Regions from separate parts of the Homo sapiens genome. Here region 2 is linked to region 1. Evidence: read pairs that join two places in POLR2A ChIA-PET (ENCODE). Cell type or tissue: A673. All regions are shown on one strand. Each heading gives the region's core, and the rest is flanking DNA. Links, peaks and the distances in the headings are about the cores only.

The links. ChIA-PET counts read pairs that join two places held together with the same protein. Peaks named below come from ENCODE experiments on the same cell type or tissue, not always from the same donor. Only the 100,000 strongest peaks of a DNase experiment are listed, where the experiment ranks them.
Region 2: POLR2A ChIA-PET joins it to region 1 with 14 read pairs; 2 of 35 experiments call an interaction of 5 or more read pairs at or near these places.

Annotation. Positions count from the first base shown.
Region 1 is chr19:33,793,190-33,798,554 of GRCh38, forward strand. It overlaps KCTD15 (potassium channel tetramerization domain containing 15), which reads left to right and starts at 3,681. Exons shown (of 7, transcript NM_001129994.2): 1 at 3,681-3,798. RefSeq lists an enhancer at 1,105-1,614 and a silencer at 2,260-2,379. In A673, for the core only: CTCF peaks have their summits at 2,233 (motif pointing right) and 2,437; DNase peaks (open chromatin) are centred at 2,332, 2,912 and 3,282; H3K4me3 peaks cover 3,024 bases; H3K27ac peaks cover 2,074 bases; H3K27me3 peaks cover 1,211 bases.
Region 2 is chr19:33,382,262-33,387,626 of GRCh38, forward strand. It overlaps CEBPG (CCAAT enhancer binding protein gamma), which reads left to right. Exons shown (of 2, transcript NM_001806.4): 2 at 1-425. It overlaps PEPD (peptidase D), which reads right to left. Exons shown (of 15, transcript NM_000285.4): 15 at 4,689-5,220. The coding sequence ends at 5,083. Among named protein-coding and RNA genes, the nearest start is that of CEBPG, 11 kb to the left of the region's middle. In A673, for the core only: no CTCF peak of the experiment used is centred there; no DNase peak of the experiment used is centred there.

The DNA.
Region 1 (5,365 bases), core at 180-5,179:
AGGCTGGCTTATTCCTAGCCTGTACAGGAGCCATCTCTGGAGCCTGAGGTGAGCACAGATCTAAGAAGGACTGACCAGCACCCCAGGAAGCCTGGGGGTGGGGGAAGAGACAACCCGGTGCTAAAACCCCAGTCCTCCCTCCCGGAGACAGCAGCAGGCAGGTCTCTCAGTCTGTTCATCTGCTTGTCTGATTATAGCCTTGCTGAGAAGGTTGGGTTCAGCAGAGTCTGTGATCTCATTTTGGGTTCATTTTCCCTTCCTTATTAAGATCCTAATTTTTAAACATAGCCTGCAAACAGCAATAGCAACAAAGAACAACATCACATTGGAAGCCACCTTGAAACATCTGGAAACCTGAGGTCTTGCCATGGGTTTTACATCCTGCAAATGCCCCGCTGTGTGAGAGCACAGGTTTGAATCTGCTTTTTAAACTATGAACTGTAATGACTTAAGTGCCAGTCAACTCTTAATGATAGAGCAAGTTCTGATTGGACTCACGTCCGATGTCATCTCTTGAACCACAGTAATGAAACAGGATGTACTCCACGAGATGTTTCAATATGTTCTCAGTCCAAATTCTACATCTTTCAATTAAAAAATGCATCACCATTGCATTATATACCACAGATCATTAAATACCTATCACTGTCCATATCCAAGTCTCCCAGTGGAAGAGATGGCTGACATTTAGCTAGGAACTTTTAAAACACTTGAGAATAAATTATGACCCAAACTTACTGTTCTTAATGACACGTATAAAGTTCAGCTCTTAAATAAAAGGATTCAGGAATACAGAAACAAAGTCCCCAGCCGTACTAAGGAAATAAAAGTCGTCCAGTTCTTGTTTCCACTAAATTGTACATTTTTATTATAATTGGTATAAAGTGAAACTCTTAAAAAAACACGTAGGAATTTAAAATAAAGTAGAATATCCTATTTTCAGGGTCACCAGTACCATGGTGAGATTTGTCTCTTAAACAATGACACTTAGTAGCTCTGTAGTTCCATGAATACTTTTGAAGTGTCATATTAAAACCAATCTCATGGCCTTGAGGCAAAGAGAAGCAATTAGTCTTGGAGTTGTGAATAAATAAAAATCCATTTATACACCCGTCCTTGACATGTACCTTGCAAATCTTAGAAACTTCATCTAGTGGGAAAATAAATGTTAAATCATGAATACCCATACTAATCACATTGCCATGTGGCTTCCTAAAACAGTTTCGCTTATACCAATCTTTCAAGTATTAATTTATATGTATATATTCACCCAGATTGAACACGAAACAAAGGCGTTACCGCAGCCACCTAGGATGAGGGACAAAAGAGGTGTGAGGGGCGCTGGGGGCCACAGGAGCCATGACAAGCGGATTTTCAGTGAGTCCCTCATCCTCCAACACAAGCCTGCTCCACCTTCCCTCATTCCACCCTCCACAAAGGCCTGGGGCGGGGGAGGACGTTTCTGTCCATGAAGTTGGGGGCACCCACACACACAACCTCGTCCGATTGTGATTCTAGCCAGCATTTAAGGGTGGATACAGGAGATCAAAGTATTTGAATACTTGCTTCACTTTCTATTTGTGTCTGGTCCCTCAATGCTGAGTGGGATGTGCATTGATGGAGGGCTTTGCTGTTCCTATGTCGTGCTTGGGACAGTCGGCCACAAAGCTGGGCTGACCTCTCGGGCCGGGCCGGGCCTGGCCAGCGTGCCGAACGCGCAGAGAGCGCGCTGCTGAGCCGAAGCTGGGAGCTGGAAGCCCGGAGGTACCGGGGCGTAGGGAGCAGAGTGGGCAGCCCTTGGGCCTCGCGGGAGCCCCTCCCAACCCCTGCACAGATCCCTGACCTACTTCCAGGGCTTCTTTCTGTTCCAGGAGCAGCTCAAAATCCATAAATTAAGGAAATTAACTGATGGGGCCTGCGGCATCTTTGTAAGCTATTTAAATCTATAAATTTACAACATCTTCTGCATATATCAAATAATTGAACTAACTGCAGGGATGTAACTTTAATGAGAAAATTTCCCCCTTTTTCCTGTAGTTCGAACTCGAAAATAAATAAATAAATAAAACCTTCCCTTAGGAGGAAAGTTTCGGCTGATTCCCGCGTAAAGAAGTTACGGAAGCGCTGTCTGGACGCTCTCTCCACGCGCGCGAGGTCCTCTAGTAGAGGGAGAAAGCCCCCCCCACTTCACCTTCCTCCCACTGGCACCCCGAGTCCCCCTCACCCCAGCTCCAGGCCGACCCCGAGCGCCCCCCACCCCGGGAGTGCGGCCGCTAGGGGGCGTCCAGGCCCGGCCGGAGCCGGCGGTCGGGACCCAGGCGCCGTTCCGGCCCGTGCGCACCCGCCCCGCGGTCCCAGCCGGTCTCCGGCCCGGGCGTCCCTGGAGCCAGGCGGGGGCGCAGTGCCGGCCAGTCGCGCGCTCCGTTTCCTAGGAGCCGGGAAATGGTCGCCGAGGAGGAGGAGGAGGCACGGGCGGGGCGCAAAGGAAACAGGAGGAAGAGGAAGGGGAGGAGGAGTGGGAGTGGGAGAAAAGGAGGAAGGGGCGGCCGAAGCGGAGACTGGGGAGGGGCGTCCGGGGCGCGGACCTCGGCCGCGGGGAGTCTTGGCTGCCGCCGTCTCCATCGCGCCGCGCGCGTAAAGGAAATGGCGCGTCTAGCCGCGAGCGGTCGGCCCGGTGCCCCAGCGCGTCCCTCCCCCGCGGCGGCCGACCGCGTGTCCGCAGACGTCACGGGAGAGGGGCAGCGGGGCAGAGACCCTGGGAGGGCGGCCAGGGAGCGGGGGAGGGGCGGCCTGGCCCCCGGCTCCGCTCCAGCCCCGACCGACTGGCAGCCCAGTTTCTTCCCAAGTCCCGCCCCCAGCCCCGGGCGCCGCGGCGGCGGCTGCTCTCCTCTTTGTAACCGAGGAGTCAAGAAATGTGAGAAACGTGCCCTGTGTTACTTATTTGGGAGCCGAAAATTTATGCCCAGCTGAAAGCGCCCGGGGAAATATTACATCAGATGAAATGACAATGATTAAAATCAGCCTCTCCCCCGCCCCCTCCCCGAGCCCGGAGGAGGCCCGGGCGCCGCGTGGCCGGCCGGCGGGGGGCGGGGGGCTGGGCCGCGGAGGGCGCTGGGGCCTGGGCGCACCGCTCCCGGGAGGGTCCTGGCCGCGGCCCCGGCGGGAAGGCGCGGGCTTCGGGAGAGGCGGGTGGGGATCGCCCGGCGAAAGGAGGGGAAACGGCGCGTTTTTGTCGCCAGGCGCGGGCGCGCGGAGCTAATTGCGACTCTAATCCTCTGCCCCGCGGCGCAGCCGAGCCCCGAGCCAGGAGTCGCCGCGCGCGCCCGTTCGCGCTGGGTAATTTGGGGCCGGATCGCTGCCCTTTACGTCCGGGCTGGGCCGCGGCGAGGCGCTGGCTAGGGGCTGGAGTGGGGGGCTGGTTTTCTCTCCAGCAATCGAGGGAGGCCGCCGGAGAGAGAGGAGGGAGGAGAGGAGGTGGGAGCGGCGGGAGGGCAGCCGGAGAGCGGCGCGAGGAGGAGGCGGCGGCGGCGGAGGCGGCGGCCGCGAAGAGGGGAGGAGGCGAGGGGAGGGTGGGGAGGGGAGGCCCCGGCGCGCCGCGCCGCGAGGGGCCGCGTGAAGCGGGGGCCGGGGCGGGAGGGGTGGGTGGGGGGAGGGTTGGGGGCGAGAGAGAAAGTAACTCCAGGACGAGACCGGAGCGACCCGCGCAGCGAGCATAGGCGGCGAAGCTGCGCCCGGCGCCCGAGACCGGCAGCTGCGTGGGGCGGGGGCTGCGCCCGAGCCCGATCTGCCGGCTCCGAGGTAAGCTCAGCGCGGGCGGCCACCGCTCAGAGCCGCGCAACCCTGCCCCGAAGTGGCTGCGATACCGAGAAAGTCGCCCGGCCAGGGTCTGGACCTGGGCGGGGGCGGCCGCTTTGTCCCTCTGCTGGGCGGCGGGGGCTGGCGGCGCGGGGGTGCCCAGCACAAAGGCCTGGTGCAAGAGTGGGGTTGCCCACGTGGGCTGGTCCTGGCCGCGGGTGGACCCTCCCCACGCGGGCGGTCTCGGAGCTTCCTGCCGCGCGGTGTGTGTGTGTGTGTGTGTGTGTGTGTGTGTGTGTGCGCGCGCGCGCGCGCGCGCTTGTGGAGGTCCCCGCACTCTGGCCCCTGTTCTGGGCCGAGCGCCCTGCAGAGCTGGCGAGTTTCCGGGGTCAGAAACGGGCTCACGCAACTGGGGCTTCGGGATGCACAAGTCCCGGCTTGGCGCCCAAAATCAGAGAAAGTCTCCAGTGGGACAGATGTGCGTCCTCTGACGCCCACCCCACGAGTCCGAAACCTGGCAGGAGGGGCTGTCGCGCTGGTGGTGGTCCCGGGCGCGCAGGGTTTGGGGCTGGGAGAGGGGCCGCGATGGGAGGGATCGCCGCCTGCAGATCCGGTTCCCCGCTGCCCGCCCGCACCCCCTGACCTGGACGCGCGCACCCGGCACACACTCGCAAACACACCCGGGGGCGGACCCCCGCCTCTGCAGCGCCTTTCTGTCTTCCGGCGGCCCCCACCCGCGACTGCAGAAAGATAAGCTTCAAGTTTTCGCTCCGTATCTCAAATGTGCATGAAGGAATTTAACTGCACGAGTGAATAACAGCATTAGTTTCAATTAATTTTTTTTTAATCCCGGCAACAATAAACTTTGAGAACAAAAGCGCTTTTACGTCCTTAATTAGGCGAGCTTCCCATCTGTGGTCTCCAAGTGTCTGCCTCTTGATTTAACTTTGTCCCCGCCCCGCCTCCGCGGCAACCCCTCCCAGCCCAGCCCCGCGCTTCGGGTGCCGCGGCCACCCCGCCCCGCGGCGCCTCCAGCCTTGGCCCAAGCCCTCTCCCGTCGCCCCTAAGTTCACACCGGCCGGCTGGCTCCGCGGCGGAGGCGGGAGGGGGGGGGTGGGGAGGCTGGCGCGCACCAGGTGGCCCGCCTGCCTCTCCGGGGCCACCCCTGGGACAATTGTGCAGGCCCCCAGGACTTTCGCCCCGGGCCAGCGCCCTGAGTGCGGAGCCGAGGGGAGCTCGAGAGGCGCCTTCTGTTTACCTTTTATGGTTAAAATAACAGCTTAGCAAAGAAGCGACTTCAGAAGAAGCGATTTAGTGAAATCGTCTCAAGCTGCCGCAGCTCAGCCAGTTTAATCACCCCCAGAGAGCCGAACAACTGCGAGCGCAATGGGACACAAAATCATTTTGTGTGTAAATGAGCGTGGCATTCTGCTCACTTCTCTCTGCTCGGGCGGGCGGGGCTCGGCGGCGGGCGGGCAGGGACCCGGGTCTCCCGCCGCAGCTGGAGAAGCGGGTCACTACCGGGCCAGTTTGGAAACCTGTGGGCCCTCCCGACCGCTATCGCTGAGGC
Region 2 (5,365 bases), core at 1-5,000, 410 kb before region 1:
GATCACTAAGTAGTAAGATTTTAATCAAACACGACCAGGTCCGAAATGCAGGTCATGAGTGTGAAATTCTCAAATTTACATAAAAAGTAGAAGTATAGACAGTTTAACATTTGGTATTAAAGGAGAGGAAATTGTAGCAGCTTTTCACGTTTCCCAGTCCCCATTAGAGGGCTTGAGACCTTGTACCTGAACAACCCATTTTGCACTCAGTGCTTTCTGATGCCTTAGGAGAATTGTTTTGTTTCACAAAAGCTGGGAAGGAAGAAGTCCATTCTGCAGCTGTTAGATCTGCCTCTCAGGAAAAAGTACTAACTTGTTCTTTTTGTTCCTGGCTTTCATCAGTTTGTGAGATTTCTCTATTTTTTTTAAATATAATTTTATTTCTTTCAACAAATATAAAATAAAAAACAACTTTGGAACAATGACTTGTCTTTCATCGTGGCTTTCTTTATATTAGATACCAAAAAGCAGTCCAGATGTTAAACAGCTGGGAAGCCCAGGCAGGTGCCTTGCTGTCTTTCCTGTTCCCACACTGGACGGCTGGGGGTAGGGGTGGGGAAAGTGGGGAGACAGGCAGAGGTATTTGTGTCCAAGTCTAGATCTCCCCGTTTGCCCTTAGTGGATAGGAAAATAGTTTTCTCTGAACATGGGATACATCTTTAGTTATATTTTTAGTCACTTGGTCTAAACTAAAAATTATACCAGAATAGGGAAAGGAATAACTGAATAAATGGGTTCCCGCTTAATCACCTAGTGTCTCAGAACATGGTTTCCATTTAGAGAGGGAAGAAATTCTTATGTTTCGAGATAGATAGTCAAGAATTTAAAGTAAGGCCTTTCCCCATCTGGAGTTTTGTAGTACATGTGGACACTGTCCTCATTTACGTCATAGAGTGTCTGTAGAGATGAATTTGCTGATTTCATAAACTGTTGAGTCCAGGGAGCTGATGTGAATTGAATATTTCAAGGGAATGCCATTTAAATGCTTTTCTTCTCTGATGCCTCAATTATTTTCATGTCTTGGGAAATAAATCTCTGCTTGCTGCATCTTAATGAAAAGTGGAGGTCAGGAATTATTTCTATGGGAAGTGTGGCCCGTTTCACTTTTTTGAATTAGTTGTGATTTAGAATCCAATAACGTGTCTTGGGGAATTTTACCGAGTGATGACATCTTTGTGAGGGGGGCCGGTCTTTTTCTGACAAAAGCACTTTTAGACCAGCTCATCCACTGCCTGTGCCTAGCCAGAGAGTTCATAAGCGTTTTACAGTTTTACATACATTCAGAGAACACCATTGCCTAGGTATTCTTTTACTGCAGTATCCCACTCCTCACAGAGCTCTAGGCCTGAAAGCTGTATAGAGGCATCTAGAGAAATGGGGGTTATAGAATTGGACTTGGAAAAGGAATAGGATTGTCAGTGAAACAGTCACGCGTTACACTTTTTGCAGCCCAAACGCCACCTCTTGTCCCTCCCTGTAAAGAAGCTGTTAAAACCAGATGCGCTTCCACATCGCCACCTTTCACTTCCACCTTCTAAATGGAGCTCCGGTACCTGTCTGCTTCACCCACCCCGACCCCCATGCAGAGCCATCCTCTTCGCTTGCCTGGACTTGGTGACTGGCTCCTCGTTGGTGTTCCTGGATGGCAGCGTCACTGCCTGCTCTCCAGAACCATCTGTTGCTCCCCATTGCACCCGGGGTGAGACTCAGTCTCCTTGTGTCGTGGCGTTTCCCCTCATCAACTTAATTTCCCTCCATCCTCCTGTGTCACTCTACTTCGGCTCTAGGGCTTTTCCAAGCTCTTTTCTGCCCTTCCTGGGACAGCTCCTTCTGTCTGGAATGAAGCATCTCCTCTGGCTTTTCACTAACAAGTTCCCTCTCTGTCTCAGCCCCCTGGCTGTCTACGCTAAGCCTATCCTGTTGCTTGCTTCATGGCACTTTGCAGTGTTTGAGACAATATATTTGTTCATGCTGGTTTGAGGTGAAGGCCTCGCAGCAGACTAGAGGCTCTGGAAGGAGGGGTCATGTTTGTATCCTGCACTGGCAGAGTAGATGCTCAATTATGTATTGAATGAATACCTAGACACTGAGTTTCAGAAGGGTTGTAGCACACTATACAGCTTTCTGGCGGGGTCTCTAATGGATTTCTGAAGCTACATGAATTTCTGCAGAGGTTAGAAGAGACAGAGTTAGGTACAAACATGGGGGTAGCGGAGGTAGCTACTGGGGCCCTCTAGACCTGTGCTTCCAAAGAATGCCCTTTGAGACAGGTGGAGACTCACGCCTGTAATCCTAGCACTTTGGGAGGCCAAGGCAGGAGGATTGCTTGAGGCCGGGAGTTCCAAGACCAACTTGGCCAACATAGCAAACTCCTGTCTCTATTTATTAAAAAAAAAATTTTTTTTTTAAAGAGCACCCTTTGACCTACTGGCTCAGGAAAAACGTGACCTCTCTGTTCCTAGTGACCCTCTGAAAAGTGTTTAGATAGAAATAAGAGATTTCTCCTTGCTCCTTTTTGTTCACTTCTTGATAATCAGAGATGTTTATGTGGAACGGGCAGCTTTGGTATGGAATGTCTGAAAGGAAGGAGAAAGATGTATGGTGCACTCAGCTCTGTTTCTCAATTAACAGAACTAAACTGTCCATTTTGAGCTTCATCCTGACTTTGAGTGGTTTTATCCTGAAAGTGGTGGAAATTAAAGCCCTGTACACCAGACTGTGTCTGTCACAGGGGAACAGGGGTGGAGAAGTGCTTGGTGAACTCTTCAACTTTCCTTACACTCAGAAGATACTTTTTTTTTTTTTTTTTTTTTTTTTTTAAGAGACAGGGTCTTGCTCTGTTGCCCAGGCTGGAGCGCAGTGGTGCGATCATAGTTCACTGCAGCCTTGAACTGGGCTCAAGCGATTCTCCCACCTTAGCCTCCAGGGTAGGTGGGACTATAGGCGTGTGCCACCACGCCCAGCTAGTTTTTTATTTTTACTTTTTTTAAGAGACGGGATCTCCCTATGTTGGCCCAGGCTGGTCTTGAACTCCCAGCCTCAGACGATCCTTCAGCCTTGGCCTCCCAAGGCATGAGCCACTGCGCCTGGCTAAAAAGACATAATTGCTACTGCTCAATGTCACAGATGGATAGCTTAGGGAATGTATCTGTACCAGCAGAAAACCTTAAAGAATGGATGTTATAAATCTAAGAAGCAGATAAGATAAATGGTGATTTGGAACTGAAATTGGCTTTTATTTTAATGTGACCACTTTATAAGCACTTCTGTGTTATTACCATAGGAAGAAATCAGTTTGTATTAAACTCTTTGGTGACTTTTTTTTTTTTAAAAAGGCAGTCTTGCTTTGTTGCCCAGGGTGGAGTGCAGTAGCATGATCTTGGCTCACCGCAACCTCTGCCTCCTGGGTTCAAGAGATTCTCCTGCCTCAGCCTCCGGAGTAGCTCGGATTACAGGTGTGTGCCACTACGCCCAGCTAATTTTGGCATTTTTAATAGAGATGAAGTTTTGCCATGTTGGCCAGGCAGGTCTCAAACTCCTGACCTCAAGTGATCAAAGTGCTGGAATTACAGGCGTGAGCCACTGTGCTGGCCTTTGGTGACTTCTGAAAACGTCTCTTAAGCTACAGTTTTCCACCCCCTCATCCTCATGGTTTCATCTGTGGCATCCTTCTCACTTGTCATCTTTCACCTTGGCTTGGGAACTCTTGGATGGGAGCTCTGTGAGAAGGCAAACCTGGAATGGTGTACAGAATTCTAGAAACCAGCTCCAGGGGTGGGCTGTTCTGCGGGACCCTGGGAGAACTGGACAAGCAGAGGCAAGGACAGATACTTCACCAGGCATGGCTGGGCCCTGGCTGGCTTCCTGCCTGGTAGAATTTGTTCAAGGACTACACTTAGGGAGGACAAGCGGTCTCTGCAAATTGGCTGTGGCGCTGCCTTCGTTGGCAGTGTCTCCGACAGATGCTGGCTTTGGCTAGTGTGTCCCACATGAAAAAGAAATCAAGGACAAGAGATCCCTGCAAGTCTCAGGTTTTAAATATCTGCAGCTCAAGCGCTACATGATTCTACCACCTTCAGAAATCTAGTTTGGAGGCAGTGACCGTATCAGAAAGACTTGTGTTAAATCAGTCCGCCCTTTAACTTGCGCAAAGGCATGGCGCGGGGTGACTTGGCCAGTCTGACCTGAGTGCCTAGGATCTTCCTGCAGCGTTGCTTGCCCCACCTCAAACCTCGGGCTGCGCTGGTACTGACAAGCTAAAACCACCTTGCCTAGGAGTACTTCTCACACTTGTCTGTCAGGAGCATCTGGCGGGCGCTTGTGAAATACACAATTCCTGGGCCATTGCCCCTAGACGTTGGGTCAGATGGTCTGTGGGGGTCCCAGGAATCTCTTACCAAATGCCCCAGTGGTTCTGATGCCTGTTAGGCTTGGGAAACCTTGCAGCAAGTGACAGGGTGACACCAGAGCCCCGAGTCCCAGGGGCTCAAAGCAGGCTCCTCGGGGAGGACTCTGCCCTTGTCCCGCCAGGCCAGTCTGAGGCAGAAGCAGCCGTTAGAGGGCCTGTGCTGCCAGCACCATCTTCCTGGAACTGACTTGATACTGACACCAGGTGAGCCATCTTTTCAGGGTGCACGGGGTCCCAAATGCTCATCTGCAAAGGAATAAAGGGGAAGCCACGCACAAAGGACCATTTTAGGAAACCTTTTATTGCAAATGCCATTCTGCATATTGATTTTTGACAGAAAGTATCAGAAATGCTTCTTTCCTGGGAAAAGGAATATAAATGACAGCAAGACACATTTTAGTTGCTACTAAAGAACAGCATTATTTTCAATCATTTTAAGTCGCTCATTTAATAAGCAAGGTATAAAACAGATTAAAGGTGGGAGCCTGCAAAAGGGTAATTAAAAAAGTGTTTCCTCCCCGGGAAACAGCACTGTTTGGTCTGATCAAATGCCGAAGCTGGGATCTGATTCTGGGTGCCGTCTCTCGCTACTGGAGTGCTGACCAGCAGGCTGCCCATCACGAAAAGAGGTTGCAAGGCCAGGCCCCCAGGTGCGCTGGGATTTCTGGCTGGCTCTACTTGGGGCCAGAGAAGGGGGTAAAGGCCTTGTCACAGCCTGCCATGCATGCTTCAATCTCTTCCACAGTGCGGGGCACGCAGGTCAGCAGCTCTATGCCGCTGTCAGTCACCACGACGTCCTCCTCGATGCGGACCTGGGTCAAGCCGACAGACACACATTATCATAGAGCAGCCTCATGTGCCAGGCTAGAGGGCCGGGCCCATTCCAGGCCCACCCCACCATGGGATGGGAGCAGCTGACACTCCCTGGGAGACGGGTGGCCTCCGGGCTCCTTCATG